Regions from separate parts of the Homo sapiens genome. Here region 2 is linked to region 1. Evidence: chromatin loops called from intact Hi-C (ENCODE). Cell type or tissue: psoas muscle. All regions are shown on one strand.

Region 1 (8,000 bases):
TTGTCTTAGATAACTCCACATATAGACCGTCAGGGCAGTCTAGGATGAATCAGCTCAGCTGGGGCCACTCCAGGCCCCCAGCTTTGGTTTCTGATTTGTTGGAGCAGCTGTTTGTGAAGGAACATTTTCATCTCCACCCAAACATACACTTGAAACTCTTTTTTTTTTTTAAATCAAATCAGCAAGGGCTGCAGAGTGACAACCCCACTTCGTCACCCCTCCACACCTGCTTCCCCAGACCCAACTCTCAGATTCTGACTTGTGGTTAATGGTCACTTGTTCATGTAGGGTGGGTTTCTTAGAACACAGGCACTATCAGCTCTTAAAGGGTGATTTGAGTCTCTACCTCTCAACTGCGTGCAGCATTAAGAAGCTTCTGCCAGCTTCATCTCAGTTTAAATGATCTTTGGTGTTTTACCCCGGCTTCCTACATAGTTATAGTGTAGAACACTTTCTTCTGGATTTAGCGATGGAACACAGCAACAAGGTCATGATTTGTCCAAATCTCAACGTTCATATTTATGTGATTAGATCTGAGGCTGTCATTATGCTGGTGCCATGAATATGGCCCCAGTAATACATTAGGCTTTGTGCCATGAACAGTCATTTTTTGAGTTCAGTTCATCCTCCCCTGTGGCAGGCAAGGAGGAGTGGGAGGTGAAAGGGGAGCAGGTTGTCACAAGCCTGTGAAGTTTCCCGAGACTAACGGGGCAGGGAGAAGAGATAATTCTTCCTCTGTCTTTCCCTCCCAGGTAAGGCAGGCTCCAGAGGCTCCCCTTGGGAAAGGGGTATCTGGGGTGCAGTGGACCTTCCTGTGCATATAGAGGTCCCACCAGCTACACAGAGAGTGCCCCAGCAGACTCTCTGGGCTGACTTTGGAAGGGCAAACCAAATTTTGCCAGCAGCTGCATTAAGCTGCTTGCACAGACCACTTTATTTTCCATGTAAGCTGGAATAATAGAAGTGGTTCCTTCCTTCTCTCTTTTTACATGTAAAATACTAATAGCTAAGACTTATTGAGTTGCTTATGCATGCCACAGGCTGTGAGACGTTTTGTGTGTTCGCTCATTCAAACCTCACCACCTCTGAGATGTGTCATTATCATCACCCCCAGTGTAACGGGGAGAAAGCTGAGGCCTGCTGAGGAAGGCCACGGCAGGGACTCCAGCTCAGGCAAGCCCGCCCTGAGCTCACTTCCCTCCCACCGATGTAAACTGCCCGGACAAAGCCTGTTTATTCTCTGAGTCTTCTTGTCTAAAACAAGACAGTCGATGTCGAAGGGGTCAGCTTCTCATGGCTAAGCTGGCCCTGCCTGAGAGAAGCAGGCAAAGGCAGAGTGGGAAGGGAAACATTTTAAAAACCCTCCTCTTTTTTTTTAACCAATTTACCATTTTAACCATTTTTTTTAACAGTCCAGTGACATTAAGTACTTTCTCGTTGTTACACGGCCTTCACCACATCCATCTTCCAGAACTCTGTCATCGTCCCAAACTGAAACTCTGTACTCCTTAAACACGAACTCCACATTCTCCCTCCCACAACCCTGGCAGCCACGATTCCACTTTCTGTCTCTATGAATTTGACTCTCTGGGTACCTCATATAAGTGAAATCATACTGTTACTTGTTCTTATGTGACTGGCTGATTTCACCGAGCATGATGTCCTGAGGTTTCACCCATGTTGCAGGAATCTCCTTCTTTTCTTTTTCTTTTTTCTTTCTTTTTTTTTTTTTTTATAGACAGAGTCTCACTCTGTTGCCCAGGCTGGAGTGCAATGGCATGATCTCTGTTCACTGCAACCTCTGCCTCCCAGGTTGAAGCTATTCTCCTGCCTCAGCCTCCCGAGTGGCTGGGACTACAAGTGTGTGCCACCACGCCCAGCTAATTTTTATATTTTTAGTAGAGATGTGGTTTTGCCATGTTGGCCAGGCTGATTTGGAACTCCTGACCTCAGGGGATCTGCCCGCCACAGCCTCCCAAAGTGCTGGGATTACAGGCGTGAGCCACCGCGCCCAGCCAGAATCTCCTTCTTTTTAAGGCTGAATAATGTTCCATTGTATGTGGAGCACGTATTGTTTGTTCCTTCTTTCACCAGTGGACACGTAGGTTACTCCTTCCTTTCACTATTGTGAATAGTGCTGCTGTGAACATGGGTGCACAAGTATCTCTTTGACACCCTGCTTTCAATTCTTTCAGGTGTATCCTCCGAAGTGGAATATACTCACATGGCAATTCTATTCTTAATTTTTTGAGAAACCACCATGTGATTTTCCACAATGGCTGCACCATTTTGCATTCCCACCAACAGGGTACAAAGGTTCCAGTTTCTCCATATCCTCACCAACACTTGTTGTTTTCTATTTTGTTTTGTTTATTATAATAGCCATCCTAATGGGTCTAAGGGTGGGTCCCATCACTTTTGAGTCCCATGTGGCCCACTATTGTAGAATGGGGCTTGCATTTGTAAAAATTTCTGTTTTTCAAATTAAAAATTAATAACCTACCATTTTCACTGATTTATACGTAAAGTCATGAGAGGATGTGATTGTCACATCACAGATGAGGAAACTGAGACTCAGAGAAATGAAGCGATTTCACTGCCTCTCAGACGTCCAAGATGAAAGAACATCTAAGAGGCAGTGGCGGGCCCAGCACCGGGACACTCGGGCCACCCTGGCAGGGCTTGTCACTACCTCCGTGCCAGGCAGGGGTCAGCCGTTTACTGAGTTGTCCCATCGATTCCTCACACCAGCCTGGGAAATTAAGCATTCACGCCCTCACTTTACAGGCTGGAAACAGAAAGGGAGGTTAGGAGGAGGTCAGCATCTCCCACAGGGAGGGCAGGGCCGGCTGGCTCCTCCAGCCCTGGTCCTAGGAGCACTTCCAAGGTTTCCTTCCCAGCTGAGATCCAGCTGCTCACTGAAAGTCAAGCAGGATAAAGAAAATCAAGTGTTACTCACTGAACAGCAGTGAGAAGCGTAAGGGACAAAGGAAGGCCACCGAGTCGGGAATATCCCACTGCTATTAGCCAGGTCTCAGTGGTCTGTCCCAGAGGGAAGAAATGTAACCTCTGAGTCTTGTTTTCTTCGTGTTCAAGCCAAGGAAGCCAGTTGCCCAACCTCCCAGGTGGCCCAGAGGATTTAATGTAAGTAGCCTAATACAGGACCTGGCTCAGGCAAACATTACTCTCCTTCTCCTTCCCCTTAACAGGGGCTGAGTCCTGGCCGTGTCTGCCCAACCCCAGACAGAAGCGGCATCCCAGCCTGGGAAGGGAGAAGGGCCACAGAGTGTGGACTCATGAGAGGATGATTTAGGGCCAGCAGCAGTGTTCTCGGTGTCATTTGGCATGCCACCATTAGTCAGCTTCCACCAAGTGCCAGGGCCCTATAAATAGCTGCAAGGGTGACATTGCTAAGGCTTCTGCCTTAGAAACTCTCTGCAAAGGACACTGGATCACCCAGGAAAGTGTATTTGTATTCTAGGCAGATATAGAAGTTATGCCACTGAAAATAAAGATTTTATGTATTTGTACATATCTATCCTATAAATAAAATTTATATCCACCTTCCGGGGGTCCAGTCCCACCAGCTCAGTCCTCATTTAATCTGTATGGTGGTTATTAACAGTGTCTGGGAACGAACTGCAGACCTCTCTGAAATATCATCCTTGTCAGTCCCAGGCCTTTCGAGCAGAGCGAGATCTCCTTACTGGGGAATTATGGCGTTCATATTAGCACGCCTGCTAAGAAATTCTTATGCTGCGATACACACTTCCCTGAAGTGTTTCATGGAAATTAGATTTCGGGAGAACAAAATCACAGAGGGCTCCAAGGCTGCAGGAGGCGGGGATCCCTCTTTGTTACCGGTTTGCCCAGTAATTAATTTCTTCCCCAGCTCAATTTGAAGGAAAAGATTGTGCTCATTAATTTATCGTCCACCTGTTCCTGAGGATTATTTTGATTGCTTTTTAACAGGAGACTTTGTATTCAGTAGGGAGATTTAATATCATCCCAAGAGCTGGCATCTGAGTGCAGCGAGCCATGTTATTCTGAGTGATTTCCACCCAAACAAAAACAAGCGCACTCGGTGACTTTCACAGCAAGGCCCTGTCATTCGAACCCTCTGTGCAGAATCTCACGGGGCACCTCCCTTGGTGCCCTCTGCCCTGCCTCGCTCCCTTCTGTGGAGTTTAGGAAGATATTTTGGGGTATCTGGCTCATCCCATATCCCCTTGAGAGGTGACAGCGTGCTGGCAGTCCTCACAGCCCTCGCTCGCTCTCGGCGCCTCCTCTGCCTGGGTTCCCACTTTGGCGGCACTTGAGGAGCCCTTCGGCCCGCCGCTGCACTGTGGGAGCCCGTTTCTGGGCCGGCCAAGGCCAGAGCTGGCTCCCTCAGCTTGCAGGGAGGTGTGGAGGGAGAGGCGCGAGCAGGAACTGGGGTTGTGCGCGGCGCTTGCCGGCCAGCTGGAGTTCTGGGTGGGGTGGCTTGGCGGGCCCCGCACTCGGAGCGGCCGGCCGGCCCTGCGGCCCCGGGCTGTGAGGGGCTTAGCACCCGGGCCAGTGGCTGCGGAGGGTGTACTGGGTCCCCCAGCAGTGCCAGCCTGCCGGCGCTGCGCTCGATTTCTCACCGGGCCTTAGCTGCCTTCCCACGGGGCAGGGCTCGGGACCTGCAGCCCGCCATGCCTGAGCCTCCCACCCACTCCATGGGCTCCTGTGCGGCCCGAGCTTCCCCGACGAGCACCACCCTCTATTCCACGGTGCCCAGTCCCATCGACCACCCAAGGGCTGAGGAATGCGAGCGCACGGCGCAGGACTGGCAGGCAGCTCCACCCGCAGCCCTGGTGCGGGATCCACTGGGTGAAGCCAGCTGGGCTCCTGAGTCTGGTGGGGACGTGGAGAGTCTTTACATGTAGCTCAGGGATTGTAAATACACCAATCAGCACCCTGTGTTTAGCTCAAGGTTTGTGAGTGCACCAATCGACACTCTGTATCTAGCTGCTCTGGTGAGGACGTGGAGAACCTTTATGTCTAGCTCAAGGATTGTAAATACACCAATCGGCACTCTGTATCTAGCTCAAGGTTTGTAAACACACCAATCAGCACCCTGTGTTTAGCTCAAGGTTTGTGAATGCACCAATCGACACTCTGTATCTAGCTGCTCTGGTGGGGCCTTGGAGAACCTGTGTGTCGAAACTCTGTATCTAACTAATCTGATGGGGACGTGGAGAACCTTTGTATCTAGCTCAGGGATTGTAAACACACCAATCAGCACCCTGACAAAACAGGCCACTCGGCTCTACCAATCAGCAGGATGTGGGTGGGGCCAGGTAAGAGAATAAAAGCGGGTTGCCGGAGCCAGCATTGGCAACCCTCTTGGGTCCCCTTCCACACCGTGGAAGCTTTGTTCTTTCGCTCTTTGCAATAAATCTTGCTACTGCTCACTCTTCGGGTCCACGCTGCTTTTATGAGCTGTAACACTCACGGCGAAGATCTGCAGCTTCACTCCTGAGCCCAGCAAGACCATGAGCCCACCGGGAGGAATGAACAACTCCAGACGTGCTACCTTAAGAGCTGTAACACTCACTGTGAAGGTCTGCAGCTTCACTCCTGAGCCAGCGAGACCACGAACCCACCAGAAGGAAGAAACTCCCAACACATCTGAACATCAGAAGGGACAGACTCCAGACGCGCCACCTTAAGAGCTGTTAACACTCACCGTGAGGGTCTGCGGCTTCATTCTTGAAGTCAGTGAGAGCAAGAACCCACCAATTCCGGACACACCCTGTTTCCCCCACCCCTCTTTTGTACCAAAGACACGTGAGTCATAAACATCTAGAATGTTTTGTAAAAGAACCAGGCCAGGCTGGGCAGGGTGGCTCATGCCTGTAATCTCAGCATTTTAGGAGGCTGAGGTGGGCGGATCATTTGAGGCTAGGAGTTTGAGGCCAGCCTGGGCAACACGCTGAGACCCATCCCTATAAATGAAAAAAAAAAGGCCGGTTGTGGTGTTGCATTCCTGTAGTCCCAGCTACTTGGGAGGCTGAGGCAGAAGGATCACTTGCCCACAGGTTCAAGGCTGCAGTGAGCTTTGTGCCACTGCACTCCAGCCTGGGCAAGACCCTGTCTCAAAGAAAAAAAAAAAAGTGGGCCAATATTAAGCACAAGTAAAGAAAGCATACAAATACTTTCTGTGGCAAATCTGATTATCTGTAGCAAATTCAGAGGGCTTCAAACCACCAAATGAAATCTCACCCATCACCTCATTTTAAACTGTTGGTTATTTTTATTTAGACACAGGAATTATAGGTTGGTAGCATTCAGAAAATTATATTTAACCCTCATTTAGATTCAATCTGAATCAATTTAATGAAATGTGAATACTTTTCTAGATTTACAGAGAGAATAAAAAGAAATTTAGACCAGAGAGAAAAACATCTGATGTCTTTTCTATACCCAGGAGATATAATACCAGGCTTTTTTGCTGGTTACTAGGGCTATTTTCCTCAACGGTAATGGAGGGGAAAAGCCTAGAATCCCAGGAAAACATAGGTTGGGATTCAGGAGAGGCATGGGTCCTGCCATCCAGTTATTTCCCCCACAGATACCAATGGCCCAGGCGCTGTGCCAGCCCGGGAAGAGTCAGCAGCAAGCAGACCTTATTCCTTCCTCCTGCAGTTTCTAGTGTAGTGAGAGGCTGATGTTAGCTGAATTATCACAACAGATATGAAACTGCAAGGTACTACAGGCTGTAAGAGGAAATTTTGCCCTAACCTAAGAAAGTAGGGAAAGCTTCAGCAGCAGAAACCACAAGGACGAATGGTGTGGACTAGAAGAAAGTGGGTGGGGATGACTGCCTGAAGCAGAGAATAGCATGTGCAAAGGCACTGCGGCCAGCCAGAGGGGATGCAGTACAAAGGTCAATGTGGGTAAGATGAAAGCAGGTTTGGGCTCAGTCTGTCAAATACCTGGGGAGGTGAGTGGGGCTGGACTGTGTGGGATTTTGATTACGCCAAGTGGTTAATTTGATTTTAACCTTGAACATCTTGTAATCTGGACCCAGGCTGCCTGGGCATGAACCCTGGCTCTGCCACACACTCCCTAAGAGAACTTGGGCATGGCCTTTCAACCCCTCTGGGCCTCAGGGCCCTCAAATGTGAAGTAGGGGTAATAATACCACCTCTTCTGATGGTTGGTGTGAGGATTAAATTAGTTAATATATGGAAAGGGCTTAGGACAGTCCATGGAACATACTATACATTATTATTTTCTTTCATTATTATCTTTAACTAAAGCAGTTCTCACCAAGTCACCTCTAAGTGCTTTTTGGCTCTGATGTTTTAGATTTCTAAGAACCTTTTTGAAATATTCATAGTACAGTTGACCTTTGAGCAACACGGGTTTGAACTGCCCAGGTCCACTTATATAGGGATTATTTTTTCACCTCTGCTACCCCTGAGACAGCAAGACCAGCTCCTCCTTCCTCCTCCTCAGCCTACTCAACATGAACACAATGAGGATGAAGACCTTTACAATGCTCCACTTCCACTTAATAAAAAATGTATTTTCTTTTCCGTATGATTTTCTTAGTAGTATTTTCTTTTCTCTAGATTACTTTATTATAAGAACACAGTATATAATACACAAAACATACAAAATATGTGTTAATTTACTGTTTATGTTATCAGTAAGGCTTCTGGTCAACTGTACCCCATTAGTAGTTAAGCTTTTGGGGAGTTAAAATTTATACATGAATTTTTTACTGCGCAGGGTCGGCACCCCCGAGCTCCCGCATTGTACAAGGGTCAACAGTAACTCTCATGCTGGAGAAATGCAAAGGTGACGATGTCACTCATTATGTGCAGTGCAGAGTGAAGCCACGGGCTGGGATGAAGGGGCCCAGGGGAAGTGCGTGCAGTAGGAGGAGAGGGAGGTGGTGGGACCCCCTCAGAATGACCCAAACTGAGGGAGCAGAAAGGAGAGAAACCAGTAGCAGAGATGGGGAA
Region 2 (8,000 bases), 310 kb after region 1:
TTTCCAGAGGCTGCGTGTGGATGCATCCAATACTCTAGACCAAGGGGTGATGCCAGGCAGGGCAGCAGCGTTCTCCTGTCCCATGTTTCTCATTTGGTTGGCAGGGCATCCTAGACCTCTGGTTAAACTTCCCTGATGGAATGCAGTATTTGGTCAGAGCTGCTGAGCCCTCCCTTGTCTACACTTTCCTGAAGCACCATCTGTCTGTGGGGTAATCATTCTGCATTCACTGTCAACATCCCTCCTTTGAGGGTGGTGGAAACAAAGCAGAGATGGGTCTGCATCCTGGGAAATCAAAGCGGGCTTACAAGATCACAGGCTTTGAATTCTCTGCAACTTTTGACCCAGCATAAACCACATCATGACTTGTCTAATCTCAGTAGTTTATACTTGTCACTAAAAAGAGGACCTGTCTGTCACTGCATCAGTTTCCCCTTAAAAGGGAGAAAACACACAGATCTGTTGGTAGCACAGCCAGGATACCAGTGGCTACTGGGCGCAAGAGCCTTCTTCATACATTTGCATTCAGTACATTTCCATTTTTGAGCGGCACTGATGCTAGTGTAAATAAGTCTTATAATGTATGTAAATGTATGGGAGGGGGATTGTAACGAAAAACTTCCACTGCAGAGTAGGCGAAGCCAGTACAATCAATCTGAGTAAGTAGGGCGAGGATTTTTTTTTTTCAGCTGCATTTATTATTGAGCAACTATTGTAAGGCCACCAGCGCACTTGGTACCATAAGGATACAGAAGGAATATGACAGCTTTCCTTACCCTCAAAGAACCTGAAATCTTTTTGGATATCAAACATGGGCGAAGCAGGTAGCAAATGTAAAAGACCCCCAAGTGCTAACTGAATGTATCACCTACACAAGAACACTGGGCAGGCAGGGACCCGCTGTGCAAGAGGCATTGAGCCCAGCCTCCTAATCTTAGAGAAGTTAGACTCCAACACCCACTGCCATTGGCAGAGGCGTGGCTGGAACCCAAGGCTCTGGCTCCGAGGCCAGTGCTGCTCCCCACGTGTCATGCGGGGTCTCCTCCTTTCCTACTTGTCCCTGCAGCATTGGCCTCTCCTCTCCCCTGCACTGACACCTCACCTTCCCTGAGTGGTCTCCCTCCTGCTCACCAGTAGCTTTAATTACCCGGGGCCTTTTCACAACCCCAGATTTGTGCCTCCATCTGTTTGCAGATGCCTCCTCTTGGTATCTCACAGTAGCTTCATCATTTCCAAACCAAACTCCTCTATATTTCCTAGCACTGCTTCTTACCCTCCCCAGCAACTGTCTTGCATTTCTTCTCGGTGGACATCACACCTGTGTAGGAAGTGCTGCAGTCAGAAACCTGGGGCCGTCTTTGATTCTTCTTCCCCTTCGCACTCCTCCTGCTGCATTGCCAGCCCCTCCTAGCTGCACCTGTCTCCGCTCTGTCCCTCCGGGACCTGGACTGGGTCCAGCATGCCATCTTCCCATTGCTGCATTACTGAAATGGCCTCCTGGGCTCTCTTGTGCCCTCTAGTCTGCCCCCACCTTATAGCCATAGTGATATTTCTAGAATACAGGTCTCAGACTATCCTGCCGCTTCCGTGCCCTCCTGTTTTTGATCTTTCCCTTGTTCCATCTGTCTGGTACACCCACCACCGCTAGTCCCCATTGTTCCTTCTTGCCTCCCTTAGGTCTCCACCGAGGTACCACTTCCGTGTACAGCCTTCCTGGGGGCCCTGTTCTACGCGGGGCCTGTGCCTCTGGGCCGTTGTTCCCCACGCTTGTCTGTGGGTGTCTTTGCACAGCACAGGCCAAGATGCCTGGCCCCTGCTGTGTCTCTAGGAGCTGACTTTCTTAATACCAGGCCAAGGCCTTCGGTAGGGGTGGAGAGAAGAGAGTGGGACAAGACAAGCATCTACAGACCAGTGGTGGGTTGAGTGTGGGTGCTCCATCAGCCAGTGAACCTAGTCAGCCATCTTTGTAGGAATTTATTTCTAGTGACCAGACATATTCTGAGATGAATGGTTAGTACAATGTCTTAATTGAACTTTGGCTATTTAGTTGAGGGAGGGAGGAAGCTATCTTATCTAGAGGCAGTACAGCTAAATGACTGAGACCATAAACTCCAGCCCTGAGCTCCCCAGGGTGTGGATCCAGCCTCATACGAACACTAAATGTTCAGTGCCTTGGCTTCCTCACCTGTAAAATTGGAATAGTAATAGCATTGCAGGAAGATGAGCATATGTGCAGTGTCCAGAGTGGGGCTTGGCACCTCGTAAATACTGTGTTAGGCAGCAGTCACCATGGTGGTTCCTCCTTTTCATTGTCCTCCCCTCCCCCTCCTTCCCCTCCTCCTCTGCCTCCTCCCCTCCTCGTCCCCTCCTCGTCCTCCTCCTCCCCCTCCCTCTCCCCTCCTCCTCCTTTCCCTCTCCCCCTCCTCCTCCTCACTGTCCTCCCCCTCCTTCTCCTTGGGGGCTCCTCTTCCCCTTCCCCATTTTTACTGTAGGAGCAGGTATTTAAGATGATAATCTGCAGGTTTTGGCCTGGGAGTCCAGAACAAAACAGTCCTATGTGAGTGACCTCCTAGAAATGTATTCTTGGGTTTTTATGACATTTTGAGAATCAGGCTCTTATAATTTAGTTTAAATCGAGCCCTAGCCTGTCATTCCCACTCTGACTTACATAAAGGGCCAGATTTAGCTTTTTACCAGCTGCGTAACCTGGACAAATTGCTTAGCCTATCTTATGTGTCCTCATTGTAAGACAGGAATTATAAAATGCAGGAATGAGAGAGGGTCAATGCACAATGCTTGGCGCATAGTAGGTATTCGTAAATGGCAGGGCTTGTTCCATCTGCTTGGTACCTTGTCATGCCCTAATTATATGGGCATGAACTCACCCTGCACTAGTTTTATAGTAGGCATCGTTGATTGGAAGGAAGAAGGGAGGTTGAGGAGTGCTCACCCTGCACTAGTTTTATAGTAGGCATCATTGATTGGAAGGAAGAAGGGAGGGTGAGGAGTGTTACCTGTGGGCAAATCAATCTTATTTGTGGGCACAAAAAAAAAGTTTATTTTCTGGGAAAACACTGATGGTTGACCTGCAAATGTCAGATAATGACTACAGATGATGACTTTATTTTTACATGTAGAAAATATGCTAGAGTCACCAGCCCCACTGGCAGTGTTCACTTTTGATTTTATTCAGCTACAAGTTTAAATGATTTGATCCATTAGCTGGTGTACATAGAAGGCCAGATGCTGGGGTGGGGGTTGAGAGGTGGGAATTATCAGCCACAATGCTACAATCAAGCCTCAAAATAAAAATTAATGCGTAATTAAAAGTCTGCAGAGTGTGACTGTGGTAATTTCATTACTTGCTGATTTCGTATTCACATGTATCTCCTTACTTTGTAAAGCCAGTTGGTGGGTTAAATTCTCTCACCGTTGCCTATCTGCCAGGGTTCCCGCAAAATCAGTGCCAGTAGTAAATTGAAAGTTTCTTTATAGCCAAGTAATCTCAAAAGCCAAGTTATAAATATATCTTTTCAAAACTTTTTTGCAGTAAAAATTATTTAAATTGGGATACAGCTGCATTCTAATACATTTGTTGCAGCGTGGGGTAAGACTTGCAAAAGTACATGGGGCACTTAAAGGCCAGGAAGGTGTTCTGCTGGGTGGGTGGGGCTTGGACCCCCGGCTGCAGAATGGTTTCTCTCACCAGCCCGCCAAGGCTACAGTTCCTCCCTTCCTGCCATTTTCACGGCAGCCCTGATGTGATAAACCCAGCTGTATCGCCTCATTAGAGAAGCAACGGAAGCAAAAGCTAGCCAAGAGATGGGGGAGTCTTAGGCACAGTTTCTGTCTAATTACCGCACCTCTTGAGTAAAAATGCAGATTATTGGCAAAGCAAGTTGCATTTGGAAAAAATGTGTCATTTGGCCCAGGCCCTGAGGTTTACCCTTCTGCAGATCTCACTTTACGTTTTAAGTAAAGAACCAAAACGTCTCCAGTGGTGAACGTGCGTGCAGCACACAGTCCGCACTGGTCCAGAGGAGTGCTGGTGGAATAAACCCGGGGAGAGCTGGGTTCCCCGCCCCGCAGGGAGGGATTACTGTTGCGTATCCGCCTAATCGCATCTGCTCAGGAAAATGGCCAGCTGACAATGCTTGGCTCACAGGAGTCTGGTGGGAAAATTACTAGCCATGGCTTATTTCTGATTTGGGTTATATACAGAAACCTTTCTTATTTTAGTCACAGAAATCAGATTCCCAGTGGTGGAAAATATATATTTAGCTCTGTGGTCGTGCAGTTGTTATTTAGTCTGATTTAATGTTGATAAATTAGAGTAAATTGTTTGCCCAGATGAGTTGAATAAATTCTGCCAGAGCTTATATCTTATTCTGTTTTCACATTGAGTCCTTAATATGTATCTCTGTTTCATTGGCAGTCCTATTAGAGTAAGTCCTAGAAAAAGCTTGGTGGCCCTACCCCCTGCTCCTGTGTTAGTCAGTGGAATTAAATCATTTAACACTCTCTGAGGGGAGCTCAAAGGAGCCCTTAGGGAGAATCTGGTCCTAAGATGTCCATAAACCACCTAAGATGTCTGGAGAGCTACCTTCATTTTAATGGCTTTAATTTAACCACTCTAGAATTATTTCATTTAATCCACTTTCCCTATCTCGCTTCCCCACCCTCACAAATCCCCAAAGCCCTGGGAGTTTTTGGAGTATTTCCTTCCCACAGATAAGCAATACAAATATAAAATGAAGAGAGAAATGCAAACCCTTGGGAAAGGTCATGCCCATACTTTTCTCCCCTTGCATCTTGACTCCCTAACAATTTCTGGTGTGTGGGGTCTTTAAGATGTGCCCTCCCTCCTGCTCATCAGTGCATCCCCAGGGCCAAGTGTTAACTCTCCTAAGACTCGGTATGTATTGAACTGATGAATGAAGGTGTGCTTGAAGAACAAGTCAACTCATTCAGTGTCTTTGTTCCCCTAGGAGGACTGGAATGAAATTGACCCCATTAAAAAGAAAGACCTTCATCACAGCAATGGAGAAGAGAAAGCACAAAGCATGGAGACCCTCCCTCCAGGTACTGCCAGGGGCCAGGAAGCCATCTTGCTTTGAGCACGTGATTGGGAGTGGACTGAGCATGGCTCTTGGAGCAGGTGGTCTGTGGGGAGAGGCTGGATTCCATAGGTCAGCAGGAGACACCGCCCTAAAGCACTGCTTTGCCAACTTCCATCGGACCCATTAGTGGGTGGTCAAGTTAAAACTTTTATAGGAGGTGACCAAAATGTGTTGAAAAGAAAATAAAAATAGACTAAAGTAGAAAGTATATATTAGTATATATTAGTTCATGAAATATTTTTAATAGACTTTATTTTTTAGGGCAGTTTTAGCTTCAGAACAAAACTGAGGGGAAGGTACAGAGAATTCCTGTATACCTCCTGCACCCCCACCCCCAACACACATACAACCTCCTCCATTGTCAGTATCCCCCAACAGAGTGGTACATTTGTTACAATCCATGAACCTGCATTGACACGTCATCATCACCCGAAGTCTGTAGTTGACATTAGGGTTCACTCTCGATGTTACACATTCTGTGGGTTTGGACAAATGCATAATGGCGTTTAGCCGCCATTGTAGTATCATACAGAGTCGTTTCACTGCCTTAAGAGTCCTCCGTGCTCTGCCCATTCATCCTTTGCTCCCCCCAGCCCCTGGCAACCAGCGATCCTTTTGTTGCCTCTGAAGTTTTGCTTTTCTAGAATGTCAGGCAGTTGGAATCATAGGGTATGTCAGCTTTTCAGATTAGCTTCTTTCACTGAGTAATATATATTTAATATATATTTATTTTAATATATTAATATTTAATATATATTTAAGGTTCCTCCATGTCTTTTCATGGCTGGATAGCTCATTTCTTAATGAATTAACATTCCATTGTCTGGGTGTATTAGTTTGTTTATTCACCTAGTGAAGGACATCTTGGTTGCTTCCAAGTTTTGGCAATTATGATTAAAGCTACTATAAATATCTATGTACCAGTTTTCGTGTAGACATAAGTTTTCAGCTCATTTGGGTAAATACCAAAGGGTATGATTGCTGGATCATATGGTAAGAGTATGCTGAGTTTTGTAAGAAACTGCTAAGTTGTTTTCCAAAGTGGCTGTTCCATTTTCCATTCCCACCACAGTGAGTGAGGGTTCCTGTTTCTCTACATCCTCACCAGCATTTGGTGTTGCCAGTGTTCTGGATTTAGGCCACTCTAATAGGTGTGGAGTAGTATTTCACTTTTGTTTTTATTTCCAATTCTCTAATGACATATGATGTTGAGCATCTTTTCATAGGCTTATTTGCCATCTGTATATTTTCTTTTCTGAGGTGTTCACTCCTTTTGCGCATTTTTAATCCAGTGGTTCATTTTCTTATTGTTGAGTTTTAAGAGTCTGTATACATTTAGGATAATCGTCCTTTATCAGATATGGGTTTTGTAAATGTTTCTCCTAGTCTGTGGCCTGTCTTCTCATTGTCTTGATAGTGTCCTAGAAGATTTTAATTGATTAAAATCTGGCTTATCAATTATTTCCTTCATTGTCACGCCTTTGGTGTTTTCTCTAAAAAGTCTTCACCATGACAAAAAGGTCACCTAGATTTTCTTCTATGTTATCTTCTATGAGTTTTATACTTTGGTGTATTTACTTATTTATTTGAGACAGAGTCTCACTCTGTTGCCCAAGCTGGAGTGCAGTGGTGAAATCTCAGCTCATTGCAACCTCCACCTCCCAGGTTCAAGCGATTCTCCTGTTTAAGCCTCCCAGTAGCTGGGATTACAGGCATCTGCCACCAAGCCCAGCTAATTTTTGTATTTTTAGTAGAGACAGCGTTTTGCCATGTTGGCCAGGCTGGTCTCAAACTCCTGACCTCAGGTGATCCGCCCGCCTCGGCCTCCCAAAGTGCTGGAATTACAGCGGGAGCCACCACGCCTGGCCTACTTTGGTGTTTTACATTTAGGTCTGTGATTCATTTGGAGTTAATTTTGTGAAAAGTGTAAGAGCTGTGTCTAGGTTCTTTTTTTTTTTTTTTTTTTTTTTTTTGGCATGTGAGTGTCCAGGTCTTCCAGAAACATTTGCTGAAGAGACTCTCTTCTCTCCGCTTTATTGCCTTTGCTCCTTTGTCAGAGATCAGTTGGCAATATTCGTATGGTTCTATATTGGAGCTCTTTATTTGCTTCCATTGGTCTATTTTTCTGTTATTTTGCCACTACCACACTGCCTTGATTACCATGACTTCATGTAAAGTCTTGAAGCCGAGTAGTGTTAGTCACCTTTGTTTTCTTTCAAGGTAGTTTTAGCTATTCCAGATCTTTTGCTGTTCCATATAAATTTGTAAATTTTAGAATCAGTTTGTTAATATCCACAAAACAACTTGCTGGGATTTTGGCTCTAATTGCATTGAATCTATAGATCAAGTTGAGATTAACTGACATTTTGACCATATTGTCTTACTCCCCATGAATGTCAAATATTTTTTCATTTAATTCTTTTGATACCTTTTATCAGAATTTTGTAGTTTTCCTCATACAGAATTTATACATATTTTGTCAGATTTGTACCTAAGTTTTTCATTTTGGGAGTTTCTAATGTAAATGGTCTTGTGATTTTCACTTCACATTCCACTCCTTTGTTACTGGTATATAGGAAAGCAGTTGACTTTTGTATATTGACCTCACATCTTGTAACCTTGCTGTAATTGTTTATTAGTCCTAGGAAATTTTTGTTCATTGTTTCAGGTTTTCTGCACAGACAATCATGTGATCTATGAACAAATAGGATTTTATTTATTTTCTTCCAATCTTTATACTTTTTTTTTTGTCTTATTTCATTAGCTAGGACTTCCAGCACAGTGTTGAAGAAGAGTGGTGAGGGGTCATCTTTGCCTTGTTCCTGATCTTAGTGGGAAAGTTTCCAGTTTTTCACCATTAAGTATGATGTTAGCTGCAGG

What was found. Hi-C counts contacts between places; a loop is a spot of excess contacts. Peaks named below come from ENCODE experiments on the same cell type or tissue, not always from the same donor. Only the 100,000 strongest peaks of a DNase experiment are listed, where the experiment ranks them.
Region 2: a loop joins it to region 1, with 2.0 times the contacts of the local background. A loop is called at or near these places in 5 of 110 quality-filtered maps.

What each region holds. Positions count from the first base shown.
Region 1 is chr1:229,861,046-229,869,045 of GRCh38, forward strand. LOC105373162 (a long non-coding RNA gene) reads right to left here and starts at 5,917. Exons shown (of 4, transcript XR_001737830.1): 1 at 5,714-5,917. In psoas muscle, no CTCF peak of the experiment used is centred here; DNase peaks (open chromatin) are centred at 2,786, 3,276 and 4,393; H3K4me3 peaks cover 1,937 bases; H3K27ac peaks cover 5,396 bases.
Region 2 is chr1:230,173,230-230,181,229 of GRCh38, forward strand. GALNT2 (polypeptide N-acetylgalactosaminyltransferase 2) reads left to right here. Exons shown (of 16, transcript NM_004481.5): 2 at 4,989-5,082. Among named protein-coding and RNA genes, the nearest start is that of GALNT2, 110 kb to the left of the region's middle. RefSeq lists a silencer at 2,745-2,972. In psoas muscle, no CTCF peak of the experiment used is centred here; a DNase peak (open chromatin) is centred at 4,082; H3K4me3 peaks cover 722 bases; H3K27ac peaks cover 1,315 bases.